Linked DNA regions of Mus musculus: all the other regions are linked to region 4. A link is a loop called in an ENCODE intact Hi-C map of the cell type or tissue named here. Cell type or tissue: left cerebral cortex. All regions are shown on one strand. Region 1 holds the start of Glyr1 (glyoxylate reductase 1 homolog (Arabidopsis)). Region 2 has its middle 16 kb from the start of Gm41416. Region 3 has its middle 51 kb from the start of Gm41416. Region 4 holds the start of Nagpa (N-acetylglucosamine-1-phosphodiester alpha-N-acetylglucosaminidase). Region 5 holds the start of Eef2kmt (eukaryotic elongation factor 2 lysine methyltransferase).

What was found. Hi-C counts contacts between places; a loop is a spot of excess contacts. Peaks named below come from ENCODE experiments on the same cell type or tissue, not always from the same donor. Only the 100,000 strongest peaks of a DNase experiment are listed, where the experiment ranks them.
Region 1: it touches region 4 in a loop (2.5-fold over the local background); 6 of 42 quality-filtered maps call a loop at or near these places.
Region 2: it touches region 4 in a loop (14-fold over the local background); 8 of 42 quality-filtered maps call a loop at or near these places.
Region 3: a loop joins it to region 4, with 10 times the contacts of the local background. A loop is called at or near these places in 2 of 42 quality-filtered maps.
Region 5: a loop joins it to region 4, with 5 times the contacts of the local background. A loop is called at or near these places in 22 of 42 quality-filtered maps.

What each region holds. Positions count from the first base shown.
Region 1 is chr16:5,048,388-5,053,387 of GRCm38, reverse strand. It overlaps Glyr1 (glyoxylate reductase 1 homolog (Arabidopsis)), which reads left to right and starts at 3,478. Exons shown (of 16, transcript NM_001079814.1): 1 at 3,478-3,582; 2 at 4,602-4,638. The coding sequence starts at 3,545. It overlaps Ubn1 (ubinuclein 1), which reads right to left and starts at 3,331. Exons shown (of 19, transcript NM_026666.4): 1 at 2,607-3,331. In left cerebral cortex, CTCF peaks have their summits at 2,868 (motif pointing right) and 3,513; DNase peaks (open chromatin) are centred at 2,434, 2,927, 3,428 and 4,072; H3K4me3 peaks cover 3,554 bases; H3K27ac peaks cover 1,518 bases.
Region 2 is chr16:5,465,711-5,470,710 of GRCm38, reverse strand. No RefSeq gene overlaps it. Among named protein-coding and RNA genes, the nearest start is that of Gm41416, 16 kb to the left of the region's middle. In left cerebral cortex, a CTCF peak has its summit at 2,870 (motif pointing right); a DNase peak (open chromatin) is centred at 2,914.
Region 3 is chr16:5,532,095-5,537,094 of GRCm38, reverse strand. No RefSeq gene overlaps it. Among named protein-coding and RNA genes, the nearest start is that of Gm41416, 51 kb to the right of the region's middle. In left cerebral cortex, a CTCF peak has its summit at 2,076 (motif pointing right); a DNase peak (open chromatin) is centred at 2,024.
Region 4 is chr16:5,200,144-5,205,143 of GRCm38, reverse strand. It overlaps Nagpa (N-acetylglucosamine-1-phosphodiester alpha-N-acetylglucosaminidase), which reads left to right and starts at 1,132. Exons shown (of 10, transcript NM_013796.3): 1 at 1,132-1,247; 2 at 1,345-1,803; 3 at 3,631-3,770. The coding sequence starts at 1,162. In left cerebral cortex, a CTCF peak has its summit at 2,289 (motif pointing left); DNase peaks (open chromatin) are centred at 1,141, 1,635 and 2,240; H3K4me3 peaks cover 1,604 bases; H3K27ac peaks cover 1,120 bases.
Region 5 is chr16:5,251,404-5,256,403 of GRCm38, reverse strand. It overlaps Eef2kmt (eukaryotic elongation factor 2 lysine methyltransferase), which reads left to right and starts at 448. Exons shown (of 8, transcript NM_027446.2): 1 at 448-563; 2 at 3,317-3,379. The coding sequence starts at 468. It overlaps Gm15983 (a long non-coding RNA gene), which reads right to left and starts at 441. Exons shown (of 3, transcript XR_003951974.1): 1 at 393-441. In left cerebral cortex, CTCF peaks have their summits at 493 and 1,924 (motif pointing right); DNase peaks (open chromatin) are centred at 397 and 1,897; H3K4me3 peaks cover 1,262 bases; H3K27ac peaks cover 914 bases.

The DNA of each region.
Region 1 (5,000 bases), 150 kb after region 4:
ATTTGAACTCAGGACCTTCAGAAGAGCAGTCAGTGCTCTTACCCACTGAGCTATCTCTCTAGTCCCACCTATTAACTCTTAGAAGTCAGGTTTTGGTGAAGTTTTATGATCATATTTAAGGACTAGGGCATTTGAAACATTTAAGATAATAATATATGTTAAAGTCCATGTTAAACTTATTTAATTCCAAATGCTTAAGAAAATATAAGTTGTAAAGTCCACAAAAGAACGTAAGTTGTACTTATACAACTAATTTATGAGTTGTTTATGACCTTGGGAAGAGCTTCCTCCAAGGTTTGCAAGTTTACCTCTTTAGAAACATGAAGTAGTTGGGAGATGGTACAGCATGCAGCACTCGGGAGGCAGAGGCAGTGGCGCTCCATGAGCTCGAGGACAGCGTGGTCTACACAGAGTTCCAGAGCAGCCAGGGATACACAGACAAACAACCCTGTCTTGGAAGAAGAAACAAACAAGCAAACAAAAGAAATATGAAACAAGTCAAGAAAGAAGTACCTGAGAATTAAGAAAAAAACTACAGTTTAAAACATGTTAGAGAATTTAAATAACTTGATTTAAAAGAGTTGATTGTTTAAGAAAATTTAACCTGTTTAACCTGGTGCTGTCTCTAAGTTTTATTCAAGTTTAAGTAATTTTTATTTTCACAAGCATTCATGTGAGTGTGGGTGAGTGTGTGTGTATGTGTGTGTGTGAAAACTTATAGGAGTTAATTCTTTCATTTCATCATGTGGGTTCCAGAGATTGAACATAGGTCTTCAGGCTTGGAGGCAGACACCCTTACCTGTTGAGCCATCTTACAGACCCTCACATAATTTTTTGTCCCATAAATTCTTAAATTTGTAAATAAAACACTAATGAAAACTTACAAGTTTTAAAAATAGCAAAGAATGGGGACTGGAGAGATGGCTCAGTGGTTAAGAGCACTGACTCTTCTTCCTGAAGTCCTGAGTTCAATTCCCAGCAATCACATGGTAGCTCACAACCATCTGTAATGGGATCCAATGCCCTCTTCTGGTGTGTCTGAAGACAGCTACAGTGTACTCATATACGTAAAATAAATAAAATCTTAAAAAACAAAAACAAAAACACTAAGATTGAGCTGGGGATGTCACTCAGCAAAGTGCTTTCCTTGCACACTGGAGGCCCTGATTCAATTAAATCACACACTGGGATTAAATTAAAATGAGAATGGTAATATATAGCTGTAATAGAAGCACTGTGAAGGAAGAGGCAGGAGGATCCTAAGTTTAAAGTCACTCTTGGACAAGGAGAAGGAGGCTTGGATTGCATGAGAGCTTATCTCCAACTAAAATACAAAAAGGAAAAAAAAAACAAACCACAAAGTAGGGTTTAAATACTCCGAATGACTTGAATATTAGTATGCCACACAGGAAAAAATTCTTCTCTTTAAAAAGCAAATTATGGGATTATGGGTTTGTGGTGGTGGACAGATCTTTAGTCCCAGCACTAAGATGGAACCCAGCCTGATCCACAAGGAGCTCCAAGACAGCCAGGGCTACACACAGAAAGTCTTGAAAAACAAAACAAAACAAAACAAAACAAAAAACATATTATGCAAAAGCCTATTTCCAGGTATTCCTAGGGACTGTTTTATGTTTTTGTTATCATAAATACATTCTTTTTAACTAATTTACTTTTGAACTGACTACCAAAAAAAAAACAGAAAAACTTGTATGCTAATTTTTTCATTAATTTCTTTCCCTATTTAATGGCTTTCCCTTTTTATTTTGAAAGGCAAAGTCCTACAAAAATGACAGGTTATTTTATATTTATTTTTGTTTCCTGTCTTCTTTCATTCTTTTGTTTGTTTGTTTGCTTGAGACAGGGTTCCTCTGTGTAGCCCTGGCTGTCCTGGAACCTCACTCTGTAGACCAGGCTGGCCTCGAACTCAGAAATCCACCTTCCTCTGCCTCCTGAGTGCATGTGCCACCACTACTCGGCTCCTGTCTTATTTCATTAACTAGAATTACAGGACATTAGACAATGTATCCTTTGTTCTATTCCTGACTTTGATGGGATTGTTTCTAAATTTAGTTGTAAAGATTTACATTTAAAGACAAGTCATTACAATATTCTTAAATTCCTGGAAAACTCTAATTTCTAAATTAAGAACATTTGTCAAATTTTATGAAATCTTAAATACACTTTAAATGGTCAGTTCGTGTTTAATTAACACACAATGTAAATGACAGTCCTTGAAAAATGTGGTACTTCTTCCAAAGAAAAAACAAGCTGGGGTCAACCACCCAGCTTCTCCACCACACCATCTCTCAGAGCAATTGACAACCAAAGCCTCTACAAGGACACTGCTTTGGGGAAAGGGGCGTGAACCCGTCACCTTCCGAGCAGGCGTTGACTTCAGAAAGTACAGCTGTAAGTTAAGTCCACCCTGACACAGACTCCTGCCGCCTTTTCTTGGGTGTGAGACTTTTCTTGCTCAAAGTCGAGCTTCAACTCGGTCTACGGAACTTAGGGCAGCCGCCCTGCCCCTCGGCAGGTACCAGTTCCCATTACTGTCACCTGTCTTCCAGCTGTCAAAACTTCTTGCAAAGTGTCACACTACTTACGAAGGCTAACGCGGGAGGCTGGACCAGACCGCGGCGCTCACCGTTGTCCCCAGAGCCGACGCGGGCCGTAGACGTCCCCCCGTGGTGGTCCTCATGCCGGCCCGGGACCCTCGGGTTGCGGCGCGGCTCAGCGGCCCGCTCCCGAGCGCTGCAGGCGGGCGCGCGGAGGGCCCGCGCCGCGGCCCATGGCCGGCTCCCCAGCCCGCGGGAAGGAAGCCTCTCGACAAACTGCCGCTTTCTCTTGTCAGCCAGCGGGGGGAGCCGAGATATGCCAAGTCCACGTCCAAGAAAACAAGTCGGGCGACGCCGAGGACGCTTGGCGGGGACGCCGCTCCGGAAGCCGACTGTCGAGCTGGGCGCTCCTCAGCAGTCTGGAGCTCCCGCCCCGAGCGCGGGCTCGCGGGCAACCGGGGCCTCTTCTGCCCCGGGCTGGGACCGAGACTGGCTTCCAGGCCGCGCCAGGGTCAGTCAGGGCAGCAACCGGACTCCAACACCTATCCGCCCGGGACCTCAGGCTCGGCAACGGCCCGGGGCCCGCGCCTGCCTAACAGCCGTAACGGAAGCAGCGGGAAAGACTGGAAATGAGTCTAGAGTCCCGGAAGCGAGCGGGCAGCACAGTCGGCTCCCTTTCGCGCTAGTCCGGCCGCGCCGCCTCCGCCGCCGCTGCTTTGGACCGCGGATGCTTCGTTGTCACGAGCCGGAGGGGAGGGGGGAGGCGGGAGCTTGGAGTCTCTGGGCTTCGACGCGCTGAGAGCGCGGCGCTCAAGTCACGTGCCTCCAAGCAGTCCAATGGACGGCCGCGGCGCGGTGACGTCAGCGCATCCGCTAGGCGGATGACAGCAAACACCCGTCACGTGGTCAGGCCAACTCCAATGGGCGGTGCCGCGGCGACCTGAAGTTCCCGGCTGCCCGTGCGGCGGCGGTGGTTGGGTGGTAAGATGGCGGCTGTGAGTCTGCGGCTCGGCGACTTGGTGTGGTGAGTCCTGGCGACCAGCGCTGAACGAAAGACGGCGCGAAGCTGCTTTTCCTGGTCGCAGGGTTGCCAGCTGGCCCAGGAGTAGTTTTATTATGCACTCCGGACGGCGGAGAGTGGGGAAGAGGAGGTGCCGCCGCGGTGTGAACGACGCTTGAGCGGAAGAGGCTGTCCGGTCCCCGGGGGACCGAGGCCGAGAGGGGCCGCGGCGGTCCCTGCTCTGAACCCTGAGGCCATCCCAGGGGAGGGTTACGGCTCTAGAACTCTGGCTCCAGCTGCCACTGCAGAGAACTCTGGCGTGGCGTGGAGTCCCAGGGTCTCTCCGGACCTCCTCTCAAAGCAGGAGAGGATACCTTGCTAGAGACAGAGCCGTCCATACCCGCGTTCGGTTGGGACAGACGTGGGCTCGAGGCTTGGTTCCAGGTGGCGAAATCCGACTGCCCGGCGCTGCCCCATGAAGAAACCGAGGGGAGGGTGACTTCTCCTTTGCAAATGATGGCTAGGCGGTGATCCAGTGCCTCTCGTTCTGTTCCTTGTGTCCCCTGCAACAGCCAAAACCAAGAGTGACCATTGTCTCCTTGGAACTGCGTAGTTTCCCTACCTAGAGGAAGGTTTCCATGATCATTTGTCAAAGGAAAGCCGATCATGGGGTGAATTAAATCAGTCTTAGGGAAGTCTGTGTTTACAGAGAGAAGTTTCCAACACTCTCCCAGGGAGGTACCAGACCAGTGACGTCCTGATGGTTTTGTTTTTCTATGTTCCTTCTCGGGAAGAGTGCACAGATCTCAGGCACACACACACACACACACACACACACACACATATATATATATATACAGTTTTGTATGTAATATGTGAGGGCCCTGAGCCCAGCTGTGAAAGACCCATCTGGTTTGCCTGCTTTTGTTCTGGCCCTTTTGTTCAGCCTAGAGTTAGAAGCATAGATTGCTTGTTGAGTGGGCTGAAGGAGATGGACTGGCTTTTCCAGGGCAAGTTCTGACTGTTTGTATTATTTTCTCTAGGGGGAAACTGGGCCGGTATCCTCCCTGGCCAGGAAAGGTGAGTGCATTGTTGGTTTTAAAAGAAGGTAGTTGAAGCTAAGGGAGAGGGTTAACATGTTGAATTTCCTCCATTCTCTAACACTGACTTAAAATGGGCTCATTTTGATAAAATGTAGTGTTTTGCCTCCAGTTATCAGTCGGTTTTGAAAGTTATAGCATAAACCAGAGTGTTTAAATATGAGGTAATCACTTCAGTCAGAGGGCTTGTGAAATTGGTTGGTTTTTTATCTTGGAAATCAATTGTAATCAAAATGTAGCATGCTAAAATCTAAGGATGAAGAAACAGATTCTCCAGGAAGAGGGAAGTCTAAATGTAGGTTAGTGAAAAGCTAAAGTATTTTTGTCCCAACTAAGTTTAAA
Region 2 (5,000 bases), 270 kb before region 4:
GTTCCAGATTCACTGATACACTCTGTCTCAAGAAATAAGGTGGAATGCAATGGATAAAGACATGGGGCATCAACCTCTGACCTACACACGTGTGCGTGTGCACACAAGCACACACACACACAATGAACATGTGCATACAAAATTCAGGCTCAGCTTCCTTGTGCTGCTCTGGCAGGGATGTCTCACCCAGTCCCCGATTATAAATTAAACAAGGACACATTTGTCCCCAAGCTGGGGCCAGCCCCAGGTCCCCCATGAAGAGAAGCCCTCTGGAATCCTCATGAGAGGCCTGTTTAACACCTGCCTTTGTAAATCCCTTTTTATTTCCTTGCTCCTCTGCTCTGCCCCCTCTGTCTGCTCTGGAGCAACAACAAACATGGCAGGGTGGCTCATTTTGTATTTTGACTATGGTAGCAAAAACATCTTCCCTCAAACTAGCACAAAGGGAAAGATTTAATCAGTCTCTGGTGTGGTTACCTGTAAGTGTGCTCAGGGTCTCCAGTAGAGGCAATGGAGCTGTTTTCAGACATTAAACTTTAACGAGCAGAAAAGAACACACTGCTGCATCGACGCTCAGCCTAGTCTCACTCGGGGGGGGGGGGGGGGGGGGAAGCCAGGCAGCTCCATCCATCTTGCCAGATCTGAGTTGTCACTCATGGACCATTCCCATTACATCTGTCCAGCCTGGGTATGCCTGGGCAACACTGTTAATCAGTGCCAGGAAACACCAACCAATAGAGGGAGAGGGGCAACTGAGGTAACTGAGGCAGCACTCGCTCTCCCCTCCCTCTCTCTGCCTCTCCCTCTCTCTCTCTTTCTCTCCCCTCTCTCTCTCCCTCTCTCTCCCCCTTCTCTCTCTCCTCTCTCCCCTTCTCTCTTTCTCTCTCCCTCCTCCTTCCCTTCTACTCCTCCCCCTCTCCCTCCCCTTCATCCCCCTTCCATCTCCTCCCTTCCCCTTTCCCTCTACTCCCCCCTTCTCTCCCTCTCTCTCCCCCCACTGTGTGTGTGTGTGTGCTCAAGCTCCACCAGGTCTTAGGTAGACATGTTCTCCAGAACAGGAATTCCACAGGGGGAGGAAAAGGGCCCGTGAGGTGAGTCTGGAGTGGACCCTATGCTCACATTGGAGCACTTGGTCTCAGGGTGCTGGTGCTATTTGGAGAGGCTGTGGAGCCTTGAGGGACTGGACCTTTGAGAGTTCTCCTGTGGTCCCATTCTGTTTCCTTCTGCCTCCTGTCCAGTTGGAGGACACTCTGTAAGACTCTGACAAGCCTTAGCTTACTGGGAACCCCCGAGTGGACAATTCAGAGCCAGGGATTGATGCAAAAGCAAGAAGAATTTATTGTTCCAATGTGTTGGGGTCATCCTACACCAGAAGGAGAAGTGGCGACCTCAGGCAGCCCATTTGGCCAGTTTTTATACAGCTTTCAGGGGTAGAATAGAACAACAGCCACTAGGCACAATATGATTAGCAGAACAGTGTGACTTTTAAACTGATTGGTCTTAGGGAATAAGGTAGCAAGGGCTTTCCTTGTCCGGAAGGGGAGGGAGGGACAGTCCATCTGCCCTGAGGAATGTGTCTACGTGCTCTGGGTGCATCTGCAGGTTGCTCCCCACTGTGGTCTGAGGAATGTAATGCCTCTCCCAGAAGAGAGGGGTACCTATGTGTTCTATGAACTTTTTCTTCCAGGAGGAGAGGGGTTCAGTGAAATTTTCCAAAGTTCCTGAGCTGACCTCTTCAACCCCTTTGTTCTCCAGTCCCACCCTTCCTCTGGCTCTCTCAGACTCTATGGAGTCAGGTGATCACTGGCTGCAACCTTTGTGACCAAGAGTCACAAGAAATCCCTTCCTTTTCAGTTGTCATTCCCCAGCTTTGTCACAACAACAAAAAGTCTCCAAGATGCTGGGAGGTTGTCTGAAGGAAGAAAAAACCAAGGCAGGAGTGAAACCCAGAATTGCAGCCCTGAGGTACAAGGATTGCCTAAGCTAGGCATTCATGGACAAGCTCTTACTGTACAAAGCTCTGTTGTGCCTGCCACGCCTGATCAGCTCTGCTCACAGGATGTGAAAGCAGACACACGAGCGTGGAAATAAGGGTGTGGCCACGTTCCAATAAAACTTTTCTTGACACACACTAGCAGGGCCCGTGCTCCTATGGGCACCTTCAGGTTTATTACAGACCAGGTTGGCACAGCTATGAGGGTGCCTGCGATGTGGTGAACATATCCATCTCTCATGGAAGAAGTCAGGTAGAAAGCACACATCACTGGTGACTCCATGGATAGGAAGACGGGCAAGGGTAAAGTGCCCATGGCTCTTGAAAAACACCACTGACCTCCAAATCCACAGGTTCAGAGCCTCCAATCCTACATCTGTTGATGAAACCAGCCACACACTGAAAATATACTTGCTTACTTATATAGACTTAAATTGTTGAATCATCAGTATTCACTAAACAATCCATCACAGACAGACAGACAGACAGACAGACAGGCAGGCAGGCAGGCATTCACATTGCTGTGCTAGGAGTTATACAGCATCTAGAGATGGTGTAGGAAATGGTGGGTATGTGGGGATTATTTGGAACTCTGAAACTTTCTATAAAAGAGACTGGCACATCTTTGGGTCTGTGTACCTATGGCTGTCCAAGAACCAAACTTCTATGGATCCCAGGGAACAAGGGACCCACTGCTAGGCAAGAGTTCTTGTGTCCAGTGTGCATCTGTTCTATGGAAATCTTTTAGGCTGTCCTCTTGGGGTTCGTTACCTATACAAATATTTGTTTTGGATTTAAAAGAAGAAAAACAAGTCAAAACAAAAACAAACAAACAAACACTAGTCATGAAGTCTTGTGTAGCTGTACCTCTACTCACAGCCTGCAGGGGGCGCTATGGCCCCATGAACTCGGCTCTGGTTGAGGGACTAGACTGATCTGGCCTCCCAGAGAATTCAAAACTGGAGAATCCTGTAGGCTAAGAGCTGGTAGAGGAGAGGCCCTGGGAGCTAAGCTGGCCACTCTTGCTTCAGCCCTGGAGTAGGCCCTGTAACAAGCTGAAGACTCACCTTTGTCAGCACCCTAGAGAAATTCTTTCAGAAAAAGCCTGGTAGCAACATTCCATTCTTCCTCCTCACCTCTGGAAGTCCCAGCACACACAAGGGGGGGGGGGGGGACACGTAGTTAACAGGCAGGGCAATCTGCTTCCAAATCATTGCTCTGGCACTGGGACACCGGAGGTGAGCAACTCGTCATTGCTGATTGCTGTTCTATGGGAGGTGGCCCCAATGACCTCACAGAGTCTTGTGAGGACTTAATGACTTGGACAAGTCAAATGGGCTTGTCCCAGGACTGGGTAAAGCACTTGTCTCACAAGTGTGTAAGGATCCCCAGCAACCCATGCAGAGTTGGCCATGGGAGCGTGCATGTGACACCCAGGCATTCCGGGGAGGGGGCAGGAGGGGATCCAAGAGAGGCCAACTAGCCTTGCGTATGCAGAGAATGACGAGATGCAGTCTGAAATAAGGTGGAAGTGAGGACTGACACACAAACAAGCACAGCACACATGGTATAAGTGGATGACTACTATAGAGCCAAGTTAGCCCCATTCACAGGCAACTTGTCACCACAGTGAATTAGGCCACACCTAGTTGCAGCACCATGTGGCCACAGAAGGTGAGCAACCACATCCCCTGTCCCTTACATCCCTGACCCTGCAACACTGGACACCCCGGTCAGTGCCCACAGCTCAAGGCCAGCTGGCTAACAGCACAAAACCTCAGCAGGATGCAGTAGACCTGCCCTGAGCCTGACCTCCCTCCAGCTGCTCCAGCTGTGAGACATCCTCTCAGTCAGCACTTCTAGAGCCAAGAGGGCCTGCAGGTCCTGGTATAAAAACCAAGATAAGGTTGGAGAGTCCAGACTGACCTCCGTGTCCAGCTCATCATCAAATCAGCTGTGTAACCTTGGGAAGCAACTGGGCCTCTTTGTCTCTGTCCCCACAAGGAAATCCCCCACAGCAGGGTGGCTGGAACAGTGAGAACATTTCTCTGTCATGAAAGAGAACCCAGGCAGGTTTCAGATCCTTGGCCAGAAGGTACAGATTTCAGGATGTATCAGTGACAAACAGCAATGCCAGCCAGTGGCAAAGATGCTGTGCTCTCATCCAAAACAGCAGGTGCTGGTGTCACCACTTGTCAAAGACACTGAGAGAAAAGACCAAGACCCCCTCTTGCCCAAGACCACAAAGTGCTAAAGTTGAATGTGAGTCCAAATCTGCCTAGTGTGGTTTGGATTTTGCTATGTAGCCCATACTAGACACAAATTCATTATCTTCCTGCCTCAGCCTCCCAAGAACTGAGACCACAGGCATGTACACACACACACACACACACACACACACACACCACCCAGAAATGTTCTTATAGCCCACCTGTCTAAGTCAGAATTTAACTCATCCCAGGGCCCAGCCTGTGGAAGTAAGCTGTGCACCTTAGGATGACTGTGTCTATTTTCTGTTCTCCTCTATCTTGAGCACATGACGGTCTGCAGAAACTTGGGAGCAATCAGGCACAGTCATTGAGAGGGTTCAGGGGATAAAGGTGAATGACGCCAGCTTTCACCGTGGCAACCCCATAATGCACTTATGCACAGCCACCTCCATGTCCTGCCCATGAAGCTGCAGTACCATGTGCAGCTAGGTACCATGCTTGGCTCTGCTGCCTACCAACTGACTATGGATGAGTTAGGGCACACCAATGTGCCCGAGCATAGTCACATGGAAAAGTGTGGCTAATTCCAGAAGAGAACTTGCCTGGAAACATACTTGCCAAGACCCCATGACATGTAGCACACCACCACCACCACCATCGTCATGACCACCATCACCACTAACATCATCATTGCCATAACTCATCATCATTACCCTCATCACACCCACCTTGTCACCATCACCACCATAATAATCACAACCACCGTAAGTATCACTAAGGTAATCACTACCATCACT
Region 3 (5,000 bases), 330 kb before region 4:
ATAATTCTTACCTACACTGTCAGAGAAAGACTGCTTTACAGTCTAACACTGCTAGTCGTGAAAACCTATCAATCTGAACATGTCTCCACTGGGCATAGACATCCTCAGAGGTTCAGGGGGATGGCTAAATGGGTTTACCCTTTTATCAGGCAGAGGTAAGACAGCAACTGCAAGGATGGTCACCAGGACAGCAGACTGGAGCCCCTCCCCCCACGAGCCTGGCTTGCTTTAATCAGAACAGTGTGCACAAAATCATGTGTGGCATTTGAAGGGGCAGATTTGATGCTGCCGGGTCTCCGCGCCTCGAGTATCTGCTTTGTCCTTCTGTTCCTAATGCTTTTATCTCGTGCGTGCAGCAGTGCTCCGCAAAGCTGGGGGCTCTGAAAGGTGTGTTAGCAATGAGAGGCACGGCTCGCCCAGAAGCCCGGGGGACTGAGCAGTGACCCTACAGCACCGCCATTTCCCAAGAGGGGCAAGGATTCCTCCAAGTCCCCGGAACTCTCTGAAGTGCCAGTCAGACAATGGCACTCCAGTGCCTTCAAACTGGACCCCACACTAATCCGAGCAGAAACTCCAAGTTCAGTCCCTACTGGCCAGCTCCAGAATAATCTGGCTTCTGACGTTAAGGAAGAAGCTGAAGCCAGGGAGACCCGAATCCATACCCGTGCTGCTAGCAGCAGTGCCCCCTGTGTAGAGCCCACACACCACCAACCCCCAGCCCTGGCCAGCGGCAAGCTGACTCCCCTTACTCTTCTAGGCCCTGCCCCCTCTTCCAGTAAGCCTTCCCAGACAACCTGTGTGTGCTCTCAGTGACAACTGGACTCCTCCTCAGCTAAGAAGCAGCTAGCTGTGCCTGGGTAACGTGTTTTTTATATTCATCACTGTTCTCTGAGGAAGGGCTTAGGTCTTGCTCATCTGAACATCCCAGTAATAATGATAGAGTTTGCAGGTAAAAAGAAGGCAGAGATGAGAAAATGAAAGAAAAGACAGAGGAAGGGGAGATGGGACATGGCTCCATGCCTGGGATCAGTACAGCCCCAGGTATCAAGCAGTCACCTTCGACCCATCTTTTCTATTATGATGGCCTTGAAGTTCCCACAGTCATAGCTAAAGAGTGAGTTCACATTGACAGGTAACCTAAGCATAGTCTGCAGTAAGGGTGTACCCCAGCATGGTGCACGGAGCATGGAAGACCAGAACAGGCAAGGAGACAAGCTTGCAGAGCCACAGGATGGGGTCCAGGTTGGGACATAAGAGCTTGCATGCAACGGTCCCCTGGTTTCATCAGGAAGGGCTGCTAGAATCTGCTCCCGTGGAGAGGCTCTGCCTAACAAGTAGGGTTGGTCTGCTATGCTGGACTCAGCTGGGGCTCAAGGGAGGAGGAGCTGAGCGTTGCTGACTTCGGATTTGAGGAAAGCAAGGTGCGGGTGCTGAGGATGCTGGGAATGGAAGGGTAGCCATGTGTGGGAGTGTCCAGGAAGAACGTCAGTGAGGGAAGAGCTGTGCAGTACCTTGTGCTGACTGGTTTCCTTGAGAGTACTCCGATGCCTTTTTCCCTTCCTGAATCCAAGACAGGCATTACTAATCAACCATGCTTGTTCCTCCTGCTGAGTACAGGTAGGTCCTCAGTATGCCTTGCCTAGGACTCGATTCAACTGCCATTTGACTGACGTCTATAAACAAACGCCTACCAGATTCTGCACCTAGGCACAGGTGGTGTAACAGAGATCTGAGAGTCAGTTCAGAGGCAGGCTGAAGCCCTTGGAAACTTACTGGCGAAAGCTGAAACACCATGGGAACCAGGACATCATTTTTTTTTTCTGTGCTGTTTGGCCTCTTGGTGTATGGACTAGGGCACAAGCCTGACAAGCAGCGTTTGTGGAAGTTACAAGTGAGAATGGAAATGCCAGGCACACCTGCCTGCTGAGAGAACCTGGCTCTTCCCCCAGCCTCAGAGAATCCAGCCTTAGTCAATTCCCTGAAGAAACAGGCTGGATGCGTGGGCACAGGTGCACCCACGGGAAGGAGAGCTTCGCCCGCATCCCTCTGAATGACAGAGATCATTTTTGCTAAATTCCAAAAGGTGGCAGCATTCCATTAAATATTCATTTGCTGCTGAGGCTGCAGGCATGGGGCCTCCTGACCAAAGAAACCAGGCAGGAAATGAAGACTTCCAGAAGAAAAGAAGAGTGGGCTGCAGTATCAGGAAGAACAGGGGTCTGGCTTCTGCTAGTGAGAAAAGAAAAAGCTGTACACCTGATCCCAAGGGAGGGAGAAGGCTGCATGCATCTTAGGGGTGGGGGAGTCTCTGTGTGCATGGATGCCAGTGTGGGCCCAAGTTCAAGGTCCTTTTCACTGGTGTAGGGCTGGATCCAGTATTAAACTCTAATCAGTGGAAATAACCACCGATGCAAGTGTCTGGCTGTTGTGCTTGCATGTGCACAAGTCTGCCCTATCAGCAGGTGCCAGAGACCGGTTCTGAGGAGGAACCTCGGTGACCTCCCAGGATCCCACAGCCTGTAGTCATGGCAATGAAATAAACAGAGCAATAGCTTTATCTAGGTCTAAGGTAACTGTGATGGGGCTGTTAACATTCACACACACACAAAGGCAGAGAGGACCCTGACCCTCACCTGACACCCCAGCTGCACTTGGCCCTGCCTTGCTGCCACATGCAGCACACAGGAGGCAGAAGATGGGCTCCTCCAGATTGAAACTCTTCAGTGCAGAAAACTTTACCAAAGGGGCAGCTTTTCCCCCAAATCTCCCAAGCCATCCATCCATGCCGAGGTGGGGACTCTCAGTGACCCAGGATCTTCTGAGTCACCCATGCGTCTGCCCATGGTTTGAACTGATATGTCCCCACAGGCTCCTATGTTTAAGTGCTTGGGCCCCCCAGCCATGGCGTGGTCAGCAGCCTCTCACTCCTGCCACCATGCCTTCCTCAGCACGGACTGTGCTGCCTCCAAGTGTGAGCCAGAAGAAACCTTTCCTACCTTAAATTGCTTCTTGCCACGCATTGTGCCCCAGTGGTGAGTAACTAATTCACACAAACTCCTTCTCTGGGCTGTGGGTGATCCATCTGGAGTGAATACGTGTGTCTTTGCATCTCCCCAGGGAAAGTCACACAGTACAAGGTCACGGGACCCATGCCATGCTTGGACTGTCTAAGGAAACAGGTGAGACAAGCTTACAAAACTGAGAACTCCTTCCTGCATGCCATGCATGATGGCTGCCACCATTCCCATCCTCTTATTCCCAGAGCAGGAGAGACGCCCCTCCAGGAGGCAGTGACAACAACAAAAGCTGAAGTCAGAGAGGAGAGATGCCTGCTCCCACACAATGGTGTGTGAGACTGGTGGAGAGATTGCCAAGGCTATAGGCAGCCTGCCTCTTGGGGCAGACAAGGACCAACTGCCCACTGAAAGACCACAATGTGGCTTCATAATCCTCCATTTCATTTCTTCAAAGGATGGCAATATTAACAGGACAACCAAGAGCCATCCTTCCATACCATCAGCTGTTCTGGAAGGCCTCCTTCCCAACTTAGAGCAGCTGCTTTGTTTAATAAAAGACATCACCAATATTATTACTACTGCTATGACTAAGGAAAATAACTACCCACTATAAAAAAATTAAAAAAAGAAAAACAGTAATAAGAGTCCAAAGAAAAAATGCACAAAGCCTCTGTTGAGCCGAGCTTCCCATCTGCCTTGCTGACATCTCTCTCAGCATTCGGAGCAAGCAGAAATCTATGAATATAATTGTGTGCAAATGCAACCATGTGATAGATTCTGTATTTCTTCCTCAGCAATATGTCATGAGCATCTTTCCAAGCCAATAAACATAAATCCTCACCAGAGAATCCTAGCGGCAGCTTGGAATTAGTTTTTATGAATGCACACAATTTGCTTAAACAATGCCTTATTGATGGGTATGAGAGATCGGTGTTTTTAGTCAAAGCATTTTTGCTGTACCAATCATCCATTCAGTAAATACACAGATGCATCTTCTTACACTTGTACTGTCCTCCCCCAAGGTACGAATACCTGAAAGTCCTTAGATTCCTGTCTGCAGGCGATGGAGTCCATGGGAAGAATGCTCAAAGAGTAAACATGTTTTCCGTTTGGAAATCCATGAGGTACGTGGCCTGCTACTAGTGGCTGGCCCAACACACGCTGCCAGCAACCAAGGTTGCAAAGCTTAGGCCCTTTCATCCAGAAACTCTGTAGAGACCAGGGCTGGGGAAGAAGAAACAGGTGAGGAACCTGAGCCTTCATAGGGGAAATCCCAGCAAGCCCCACACTCCAAGCTCAGCAGAGGAACTAGGGGACCCATGACATCTTCCCTTCCCACAGAAAAACACATCAGCCTTGCTGGGAAGTACCTCAGGCTACACCACCTGCCACAAACACAGCTGAAATGCTAGCACCCTTCTAAGCACTGAGGAAATGGATTCTTCAACCTCCGATGACCAACTCAGATGTCGACAGCTTGTGGGGATTTGATTGGAGACTTTCTCAAACGTCCAGTGATGCAAAACTGCCCACAGGCAACAGTCCAGTTTTCCCTTTCAGTACAGTTCATTGATTACCAGGATTAGTCAACAGCTGGTTGCCAAACAGGCCTGGTGGTGGCTGACCTTCCCTGGCTGTGGGGGCATGCCTGTGTTCCCAGAGAAACTGGGGTAGGCTAGGGCAGGGTAGGCTAGGCTAGGCTATGATCTTTGGTGGTCATGTGTATGAACTGTATCTTCTACTGAAGACATCTGCAACTTGAGCTGGTTTCTTCAGAGCCTAACCCCATCACAGCTCAGAGCTCCCCTTCATAACCATTTATACCACTGAAGTGCTTCACAGTGATCATGAATTTACAGGATCTAGAATCACCCAGGAGACAAGCCGCTGGCCACCTCTATGAGTTTCTAGATTGAGTAAACTGAAGAGAGAAGATATGCCACCTCAGACATGACTGGCACCACCCCGGGGGTCCTGAAATGT
Region 4 (5,000 bases):
TTCAAGGGGACACTCGCCAGGAGGATCCCAGGCTCGGGACTTACTATAACACAGGACACTTGTCACCTGAAAGCTTGAGTCAGTCAGTTATTATGGTCTGTGTGTGAGATACAAGTGGGTGCATAGGCAGTGGTGCACACATGTAGATCAGACTTTCTACAGCCAATTCTCTTCTTCCTCCTCTCCATGGGTTCAGGGTCTTCATCTCAGGTTGCACAGCGAGTTCATTTATGTGCTGTGCCATCTCGCCAGTCGTTCCTATATCCTAGAGGAAAACTAGTTTCTTCTGGTCAAGAGGAGGAAAGAGTGGAGACCTGTCATTCTAAGATACCCAAAACAGGGCCAGGTTGGGGACCTGTGCCTTTAATCCCATCACTTGGGGATTAGGTAGAAGCAAGAGGCTCTAGACCAGTCTACACACTGAATTTCAAGCCAGCCTACCTATAAATCAGAGACCCTGCTTCAAAAATAAAATTAAACAAAAACGAAGATAAACCAAGCTACCCAAAACACAAGAGTTAATCCAGTCAGACAGGTCTAGCAAATGCTAGGATGAAAGGTGTGCACCACCACGAGTGGGCTGCAAGCCTCTCTCTCTCTCTCTCTCTCTCTCTCTCTCTCGTTTGTTTTGTTTTTCGAGACAAGGTTTCTCTGTGTAGCCCTGGCTGTCCTGGAACTCACTCTGTAGACCAGGCTGGCCTCGAGCTTCACTCTTAAAAGTTCCTCTTCCTCCTCCTCCATCTTTTCCTCCTCTTACCCCCTAGGCTCCTTTTCCTCTTCTTGTCTTTCAGATAAAGTCTCAAGTAGTCCAGACTGGTCTCAAACTAACTAACTAGCCAAGAATAGCCAACCTCTTAACTTCCGATTCTCCTGCCTCTGCTGAATGCTGGGGTTGTGGCGTGGGCCACCACTTCTGGTTTGTGCAACACAGAAGGAACTAGGGCTTTAAGCACGAGAAGCAAGTTCTGTACAGACTTACACAGGCCCAGCATCTGTTCTTGCAATTTTCTGTAAGTTTGACATAATATGAGAATAAAAAGCTATCTATCTCCCTTCCAGCCTTACCCTCTCTGATGGAATTCGAATGCGTAATCAAAGCACCCAACAGCCTGGCCTGGAATCACGTGGGGCGAGCCCACGTGACCGGAGCACCAATCCAATATGGCGGCGCCCAGGGGGCCCGGGCTGTTCCTCATACCCGCGCTGCTCGGCTTACTCGGGGTGGCGTGGTGCAGCCTAAGCTTCGGGTGAGTGCAGCCGCCGGGGCCAGCCTGGCTGGGGTCCACCTTTCCTGAGCGCTCTCAGGCACAGCCCTCCGACCTCACGATCGCCCCGTCCCTGCAGGGTTTCCCGCGACGATGACCTGCTGCTGCCTTACCCACTAGCGCGCAGACGTCCCTCGCGAGACTGCGCCCGGGTGCGCTCAGGTAGCCCAGAGCAGGAGAGCTGGCCTCCGCCACCCACGAACCCCGGCGCCAGCCACCACGCGGCCGTGCGCACCTTCGTGTCGCACTTCGAGGGGCGCGCGGTGGCCGGCCACCTGACGCGGGTCGCCGATCCCCTACGCACTTTCTCGGTGCTGGAGCCCGGAGGAGCCGGGGGCTGCGCGCAGAAGCGCCGCGCTACTGTGGAGGACACAGCCGTCCCGGCCGGTTGCCGCATCGCTCAGAACGGTGGCTTCTTCCGCATGAGCACTGGCGAGTGCTTGGGGAACGTGGTGAGCGACGGGCGGCTGGTGAGCAGCTCAGGGGGACTGCAGAACGCGCAGTTCGGTATCCGACGCGATGGAACCATAGTCACCGGGTGAGGAGGCAGGGAGCCCCGGGGCTGTAGAGGGCAAAGGGTCTCTGATGTTCTTTCAGAGCCATGCCTCCGAGTCCAGGTCCCTAACCAAACTTCCTGTCTTTCTTCTTCCGAGTAATGACGCTGACACCTTCCTTCCTTTAAGTTTATTCATGTGCCACTGAATAATCTGTGATCAGGCCGTGTGTGGGGACTTGGGGAGGCGACCGTGAGCCTGAACACAGTTTGTGCCCTAGTGAACTTTGTGTAGTATTAGAGAAACATTTCGTGTTCAACGAAGCCATGGAACCAATTGGAAATAGTGTAGAGTTTATGGAGCAGTCCCAGACAGCTAGCTGGAGGCCTTTTGCTGTCCTGATAAAAATCCAGGTTAGACAAGGAGCTTGTTGAGGGCAGCCTTTGGAAGTTTCTGTGTTTCTTGAAATTTGACAGCAGCCAGAGTTGACAGCAGGCAGGCAGGAGTAGAAGGTAGCGCCATCTGGTGTTCCAGTTCTCTTCCAAGGTTCCGTTTTTTGCCAAGGCTGGGAAGTGGGCTTTCCCCAACTCTTCTCAGCCCTTGGTTGCAATTTCTGGGCCTGCCCATGTATCTGGTTCTTCATCCTTCAACATCAGCCAGTGTCACCACTGTTGATCTTAGGTTTTCACAGATCCTAAAACTTCTGCCAGTGACCAGCGCCTGCAGTTTCTCTTCCCTGGCTCTGTCCTTCAACCTCTCTACATTCCAGCCATCTCCCTTGCTCCTCTCTTGGACTCCCTTCCAGACTTGTTGTCATGATCACTGTCTCAGTACCCCTATTGCTCCTTTACAATGGTCCACTGACCTGCTCACCTCCTACTTTTTTTTTTTAAATGTGTGTGCATCTGTGTGTGCCTGAGGGGAGACCAGAGTTTGATTTCAAATGTCTTCTATTCTCTTTTCCTCCATCTTATTTTCTAACACAAAATCTGAATCTAGAGATCACTGGTTCAGTTAACCTGGCTGGCCGGCAAACCCCAGGGCCCTCCTGCTTCCCTCTGTCCACCCCACCCCAGCACTAAGGCTACAGTGTGTGCTGTTCCAGCCAGCTTTCTCATGGGTGCTGAGGATCTGAACGCAGGTTCACATGTGTGGTGGGAAGGCTTTTACCCAATGCTCTGTCTTTCCAGCCCATCCTCCCTTGTTAACTGCCAAACAGCTGCCTATCCTGTCCATGTGTAGCTCACTGCTACTTCTTTTATTATGAGGTCAGCACATGTTACTAAAGATGGCAAGAGAAGAAGGTTCTTTCATTGTGTCATAGCTATAGCTCAGGAGGAATTTTATTTCCTGTGTAGGCACACAGGAGAGCATCTTCCAGCTCACACTCCAACTGAACTAACTGAACACCTGCCTATATATCCAAAGAAGGGGTGTCAGTGCCAATCACAGCACACCTCCAGTGCAAATGAAGGTTTGTGTTTGCACCAATCACAGCCTTGCCTCTTTAGCATGCATCACAACAAAGTCCTCCTAGACTATCAGGGGATATGCTCTCTTGGCCAAGGTAGGAATAGTTGCAGTGTCATCTGGCACAAACCATTTCAAACGGCCTGGCTGAGGTTATGCCTTCGGGAACCTGAAGTCTTTGTGTGGTTGTCTCCAAGTGTCTGTGGAGCTCCAGGCGGCTGGTGCTGACAGACGCTTTGTCTAGTTGGCTGTTTGACTTTTGCTTAAGCAGCCAGGGCAGTAGAGTCTAACAGATGCTAATTTCAGGATCAGGAAGACTGTAGAAAAATGAGCATCAAGAAGCCCCTGGTACCCAAAGCTGCTCTTGCCAATGAGTGAACCTCCTGCCTCCCCGCTTCCAGGTACCTGTCTGAGGAGGAGGTTCTGGATCCCGTGAATCCGTTCGTGCAGCTGCTGAGCGGAGTCGTGTGGCTCATCCGCAATGGAAACATCTACATCAACGAGAGCCAAGCCATCGAGTGTGACGAGACACAGGAGACAGGTCAGGAAGCACAGGTGTTCTGTTTTATTTGTATTAGGTTTTGATTTGTTTATTTTGTGCATGCAGCGGGTGCATGCATGCTCCTTTCCTTTCGCCATGTGAGTCCTGAGTATTGAACTCAGACTGTTAAGTGTGATGGGAGGCACTTTACCCACTGAGCCACTTTCCCAGCCCTCAGCATCAGCTTTCTTCAGACCCAGGAACAGTGTGAGTGGGTTATTCTTTAGTGTTCCCAAACATTTACTGAGCAGCTATTTACTGTTTAGCACTATGGTGAGAGTCCTAGGGATTCAGTCTTATGTAGAATATAGAAGGAGAATCCTTGGCAATAAGCTGGAAAATTGTGACAAGTGCCAAGAAAGAAACAGGAGAAAGGGGACCGGTGGGGACCAGAAGCACAGGTATGAGGAAAGTGCTGCAGATTTGCTGTATGGTGGCCTCCACATGGCCTAGGAGTTTGTCATAAATGCAGAGCCATGAGTCCACCCTCCCTATACCTCCCATCCAGAAACCACTGGTTAAATCCTAACAACTTGGGTGTGCAGGCACTCCCTTGGTGACTCTGATGGACACTCAAGGTCAAGGGCCACTTGGGGATGGGCTGATGAGTTGGCTTGGTCAGTAAAGTATTTGCCTTGAAAGTGTGAGGACCTGAGTTGGAGCCCCAGAAAGAAACATTAAAAGCCAAGTGCTGGGATGCACACTTGCATTCCCAGGGATGGAGCTGGAAGGCAGGGATAGGCAGATCCACGGCCACACGGTGATATTCTAAGCTAACAAGAGACCTGTCTCACACAGAAAGTGGGTGGCACCTGAGGACCAACACCCAGGGTTATCCTCTGACGTACCTCCAGAGTGGAAAATACTGGGGTGGTGGAAAAGGACACTTTGGTCCTGGGAATCTGGCTATTCAGGGTATAGTGTAGAGGGAGAGGGAGACTCAAGAGGCTGTCTTTGAGTCAAAGGAACAAGCTATCAGAAGAACTCAGGGCAGAGGCCTGTGGTTCCCAGGCTCAGGGCAGCCTTCAAGGCCCTAGGCAGAGAGTAGCTGCTGGGTGAACAAGTACAGAAGTGAGGCCTGGGGCCTCAGGCAAGGCCTGTGAAATCCTTCCACCAACATAGAAGTTTCTGGAGACTGAGATCACATGAAGTGCTTCTGGCTGTGGCATGGAAGCTCACTGGAGGTGGAGCTGGGATGTGGCTCAGTGATCCAGTGCTTGCCACACGTGC
Region 5 (5,000 bases), 51 kb before region 4:
ACCCCTCCAAAAATCTTCCTCGGCTACTTCGAGGGCAGACCCACCCTAGCCTCGCCCCCGGCTGATCTGAGCTCGCCCCAGACCACCCAAAGACAACCGGCTAAGAGTTGCTCAACCTCAATCTCAGCCCCACCCCCATTCCCGCTCGGGCCCACCTTCCAACCCCCAGTTCCTGCCAAGGACCGCCCTCTGAGCCCCGCCCCCAAGCCAGTCTAGGCTTCGCCTCCAAGTTGCCAGCTCCAGCTCCAGGAACTGTTTAAAACGCTCCCCAGTCAGGCCCAACCCGGCCCGGTCCGCCTCTAACCCTGCCCCACCGTACTCCCCGCCCCGCGGGCACCATCTTGCCCCGCCTCCTGGGCCGGAACATAGACTAGCCCCCGCCCACATCTTACCTCCTAGTTGCCACGCCTCCTCCGTCTCAGGCCTCGCTTCCGCCCGTTTCCAGGCAACCCTGGCCCTGCCCCGCGATGGCGCCTGAGGACCACGAGGGGGCCACGTCTCTGCTGCAGAGTTTCGAGCGCCGCTTCCTGGCGGCTCGCGCGCTGCCCTCCTTTCCCTGGCAGGTGGGCGGCGGGCGTGCGGCGGGTATCAGGGTCGAGCACCACGGGCGGCGGGGCCGGGAGTCTCGGGCCGCCTTTGCTCACCGCTGGACTGGGGGAGGCAGGCGGGCCCTTCCCCGGCAGGGTTTACAGGGTCACGAACCGGGCTGGATTATTTTAGCAACTTTTAAGCCAGTAATCGGTCATCTTGGCGACTGCAAAACAACTTTGAAAAACTAAACGTCTTCAAATGGCAAGAGCCGCGCTCTCCTGAAAAGGAGGCCAGGTCCCCATCCGAAGGGCAGGCTTCAGGCAGAACCGTCTCAGAGGGAGTTCGGACTGAAAATGGTGCTTCCCTGTGGCCTGGGGACCTGCAGCTCGGACGCGAGGATCCTTTAGAGCGTGCCTCGCTGTTAACTCTTGTGCGGTGAGCTCACCGGCATGAGTTACTATAGATTTGTATTCCTCCAGAGTCTACCCGGTTTCGTTGGGTGGTTTGGGTAGTTGTATTATTTCATCGACATAAAATATCTCTGGTCTTAACGCAAAACGAAACCCGAATAACATATAAGTCCTTATTCAATGTCAACTGTAATAATAGTTCATGTGCTGTGCTAAGTACTTGCTCAGGGTCACCCACAGTGCACAGCACTGGCGTCTGTGGTCACTCCATTTGACCAGGAGTTTAAGAAGGAAAGAATCAGAGCTCTGGCCGGGGAGGCCAGCTTCCTGCTTATAGTTCTAATTCAACCCCCTGTGTGCTGTGGGACTTTACAAGAGGCTACATCTCTGTGCCATCATTTCTAATTAATACAGTAAAGGATACAATGATAGCAGCCTCTTGCTACTAAACAGCTGGACTTCTTTTCCTTTGCCCAGCTAGAAATCATAGATAGACAAAAAGTTCTGGGAGTGCTGATCTCTGCTGACTGTGTTTTTCTGTGCCGGCTGTAGGCAGACAAGACCAGTAATTGCAGGTTTCTTGAGTGTAGGGCCCTTGGCCCTCCGGGAGTTCTTAGGACATTTTTGGCTGCGAGCTTCCCAGCAGGCCAAGGTATTGGATTTCTTCAGCCCTTGGCAGCAGCCCTTAGAAACATACAGCTCTTGTGCAGGTCTTGGAAGTGCGGATTCATTAGCTCTTGACCATGGCCAGCCTGTCTGCTTTTACAATTCTGCCGTCCACTGTTGAGCCTTGACTGGGTCTGCTTTCTCCTTGTTACCCCCGCAGCCCGCACTACTAAAGTAGGCAAGAGACTCTTCCCAGGAGGTAGCGCGGGAGGGTTCCTTACAGTCTACTCCCTCTTTGACCACAGCAGCAGGCTGTGTAGGTGTCTGAACCAATCACGGCTTTGCCTCTTGTTCCATCCCAGCCATCCTTCCGCTACGCCACTAGGGGGCGTGCTCCCCTCTGTCCCACAGGAAATGAGTGCAGAGCAATACACTGTACACCCAGGTTTGTAACAGCAAAAAGTTTCAAACAGCCCCGGCTGAGCCCGCAGCTTCAGCAGTCATGACAATCAGGTCTGGTTGTCTAAGGGTGTTTATGGAGTGTTCAGGCAGCCAAGGCTGGTATAAGCTGTCAGACTGACAATCCTTTTGCTGAAGGCAACCAAGGTAGAAAGGGAGAGTCCCACAGCTCCAAATTAGGGAGTCATACTGCCCCATCCCCCAAACTGTAGCTTATGTATAGGAGAATGAACATAAGAGCGCTTCTACCAAGAACCTAAAGACTATCATGAACACGAATTGTGGACTTAACCGCCTGATTACTGTTGCTCCTGTATACTGTTGGCAGCCCCTCCTGTATCTCACTTTGTGGGAGTACGTGGGTACAAACCCTGACTTCCACCTGACTGTGGAAGTGCACTGAGTGCCTCCTAGCAGTTACTGGGTCAGTAAGTATTTACTGAATGCCGTCCATGAGCTGCACACCAGGGCACATCATAACACATGAGAAGCCAGCCCTAAAACAGTAAGGAACCAGAAGACACCAGGCAAAACCATGTGTGGCAGCTCATGCCTATAACCACAGCTTGGGGTCCTAAAGCAGGAGAGTCTGTGGATTAGAGGCCAGCCCCAGCTACAAGATGAGACCCTGTCTCAGACGGATGAAAAAATAAACAAGGAAATGACAAACAAAGTAGAGTCATCAAAGGCCTCCCCAAAGAGGTACTTGAACTGCTACCCAAGCCCCAGGGATGGTCTCAGAGAAGAGGGAGCAAAGGTCTTGTGGTAGAAACATGGTTGCCGTGCTTAAGAGCAGCAAGCCAGCTGCTGTGGCCACAGTGCAGGGAGCAGAAATAACACTGTATAGCTGTGCTCAGAAAAGGGTCAAGGCAGATTGTAGAGAACCTGATTGACATAAAGTGGCTTGCTGTGTGTCACATACCTGCCTGACTGGAGTTGTAGCTATAGTCCCTGTGTCAAAGATGCCGTCCTCAGGCTTGGCACCACACATCTGAGTCTCCATTTTAGCTTAGAGAGCAGATCTCAGGCCTTTACGCTGTAACTTGTTCCCAGCTTACCAGCTCAGCCCCAAAGTTGCCATGACCCCATGACTTCTGGCTGGGCAGCCACATCTGATGTGAATCGGGACACGGTCTTCTCATACTCAGCCATATGTGGCCCGTGACATTAGAGCAAGTTCACCTCTGGTGGCTTCTACTTAGGATTAGCCCCTAGGATTATACTGTTTACCGGAATATTCCACAGGAGTGTACTGTTGCTGAGAAAATGTCCCTGAGATGATCTCTCTCTCTCTCCTCTCTCTCTCACAGAGCCTAGAAGAAAAACTAAAGGACCCCTCGGGTTCTGAGCTGTTGCTGGCTATTCTGCAGAGGGTAAGAGCCCCAACATCCCCAGACAGCAGACCCAAGCCTTGCCAGTATCCTTTCCAAACACCAGTGTCCAGAGAACAAAAACAGCACTTGTGTTGGCATTACCCATAGGCATAGCACTACAGACAGATGTTTGGTTTTAGTGGATGAATAAGAAATTCAAATTCTAATTTAAACTGCACGAGATGAGGGAAGCTAGGAGATTTTTTTTTAAGGCTTTATCTCTATGGAACGATACTATGCCATTTTTTTCTAGATGGCTTTAACTTTTAGGTTGGTGTGTGAGAGAGAGAGAGACAGAGACACACAGAGAGAGTGAGACAGAGAGAGAGACAGAGAAATATATGTATTCACTGTCCTTGGAATCCAGAAAAGAGTGTCAGATTCCCTGGGGCTGGAATATAGGCAGTTGTGAGCTAGCACATGGGTGCTGGGAATCAAACCTGGGTCCCCTGGAAGAGCAGCCAGTGCTCTCAACCACTGAGCCATCTCTCCACCCCACACCCTCTGGGAAGTCTTGAACCAGAGATGACAGGTGACATATGACTGTTTCCAGCATTAGTTAACTGCTTTGAAATGTTGTTCTTTGCATAATAATAGAGCCCATCTTGCCTACTCTTGGACAAGCCACACCACCATGTCCTGTGCCTTAACCTTGAGGGTCGTGACTTTCAGCAGGGAAAACTGTAATCTTCCTCCCCAGAAGGAGCATGTTTGAATACAAATTCAGGGAAGACATTTGTCCCTAGCTGTTGCGGGGAATATTTGAAAAAAACAAAATGACTCCACCAACTCTCCGTGCTCCTGCTTCTCTCAACCCGCTAACTCTCCAGCCCCGCCGGGCCACGTCGTTCCTGCTCTAGTACCAGCACTGGTGGGCCACAACACTATGTTCTTGGCTGGGTCCCACCAACTCTGTCCCACATTCCAGTAACCAAATAGACCCGCCATCCTCATGGTTTAATACCCAGTAATCTGGTAAAAACAAGGCTCAGTGCTTATTAGTTAACCAGTCAGATTTATGTACCAATAAATTCTCAGTACACAAGATTCTAATACAATCATTTCAGAACCAATTGATAATGACAAAAGCTGCCCACCTAGATTGGACAAATTATCCCAATATTCTAACCTTTATGATATAAGAACCCGTGGCTGGTCATAGCTATGATGATTCACGTCTACTGCCATCTTCCTCCCCCCCCCCCCCCCCAAGATGCTCCCTGTCTCTGCAACTATTAGCTCACCTCCCTTTTCCCTGTCCTGTCACAGGCCTCCCACTGCCCTAATGCAATAGGAGAGGGAAAATCCTGTGACAACCTAGCAGCTGAGCCCACCCTAGGAGCCTAGACCAGGAATTCTATGCTGAGCCAGGGCCAATGCAGATTCAGTCTAAGCTATCTTGTATCAGAAAGATGAAGGGGGAGGCAGGCAGGCTTTGTCTCACAGCCTCCCATGGGTGACCAACCAAACTCAGCACGCTCCTTTAAGATCTAGTGGAGTTATCCACCAATGAGCCCTCAGTGGGAAGCCCTTGAAGGCCTTAAGGGAGCAATGATTAGAGCCCAGACAGGGACTAGAACGATGGTTCTCGAAACCTGTGGATTGTGACCCCTCTGTGACA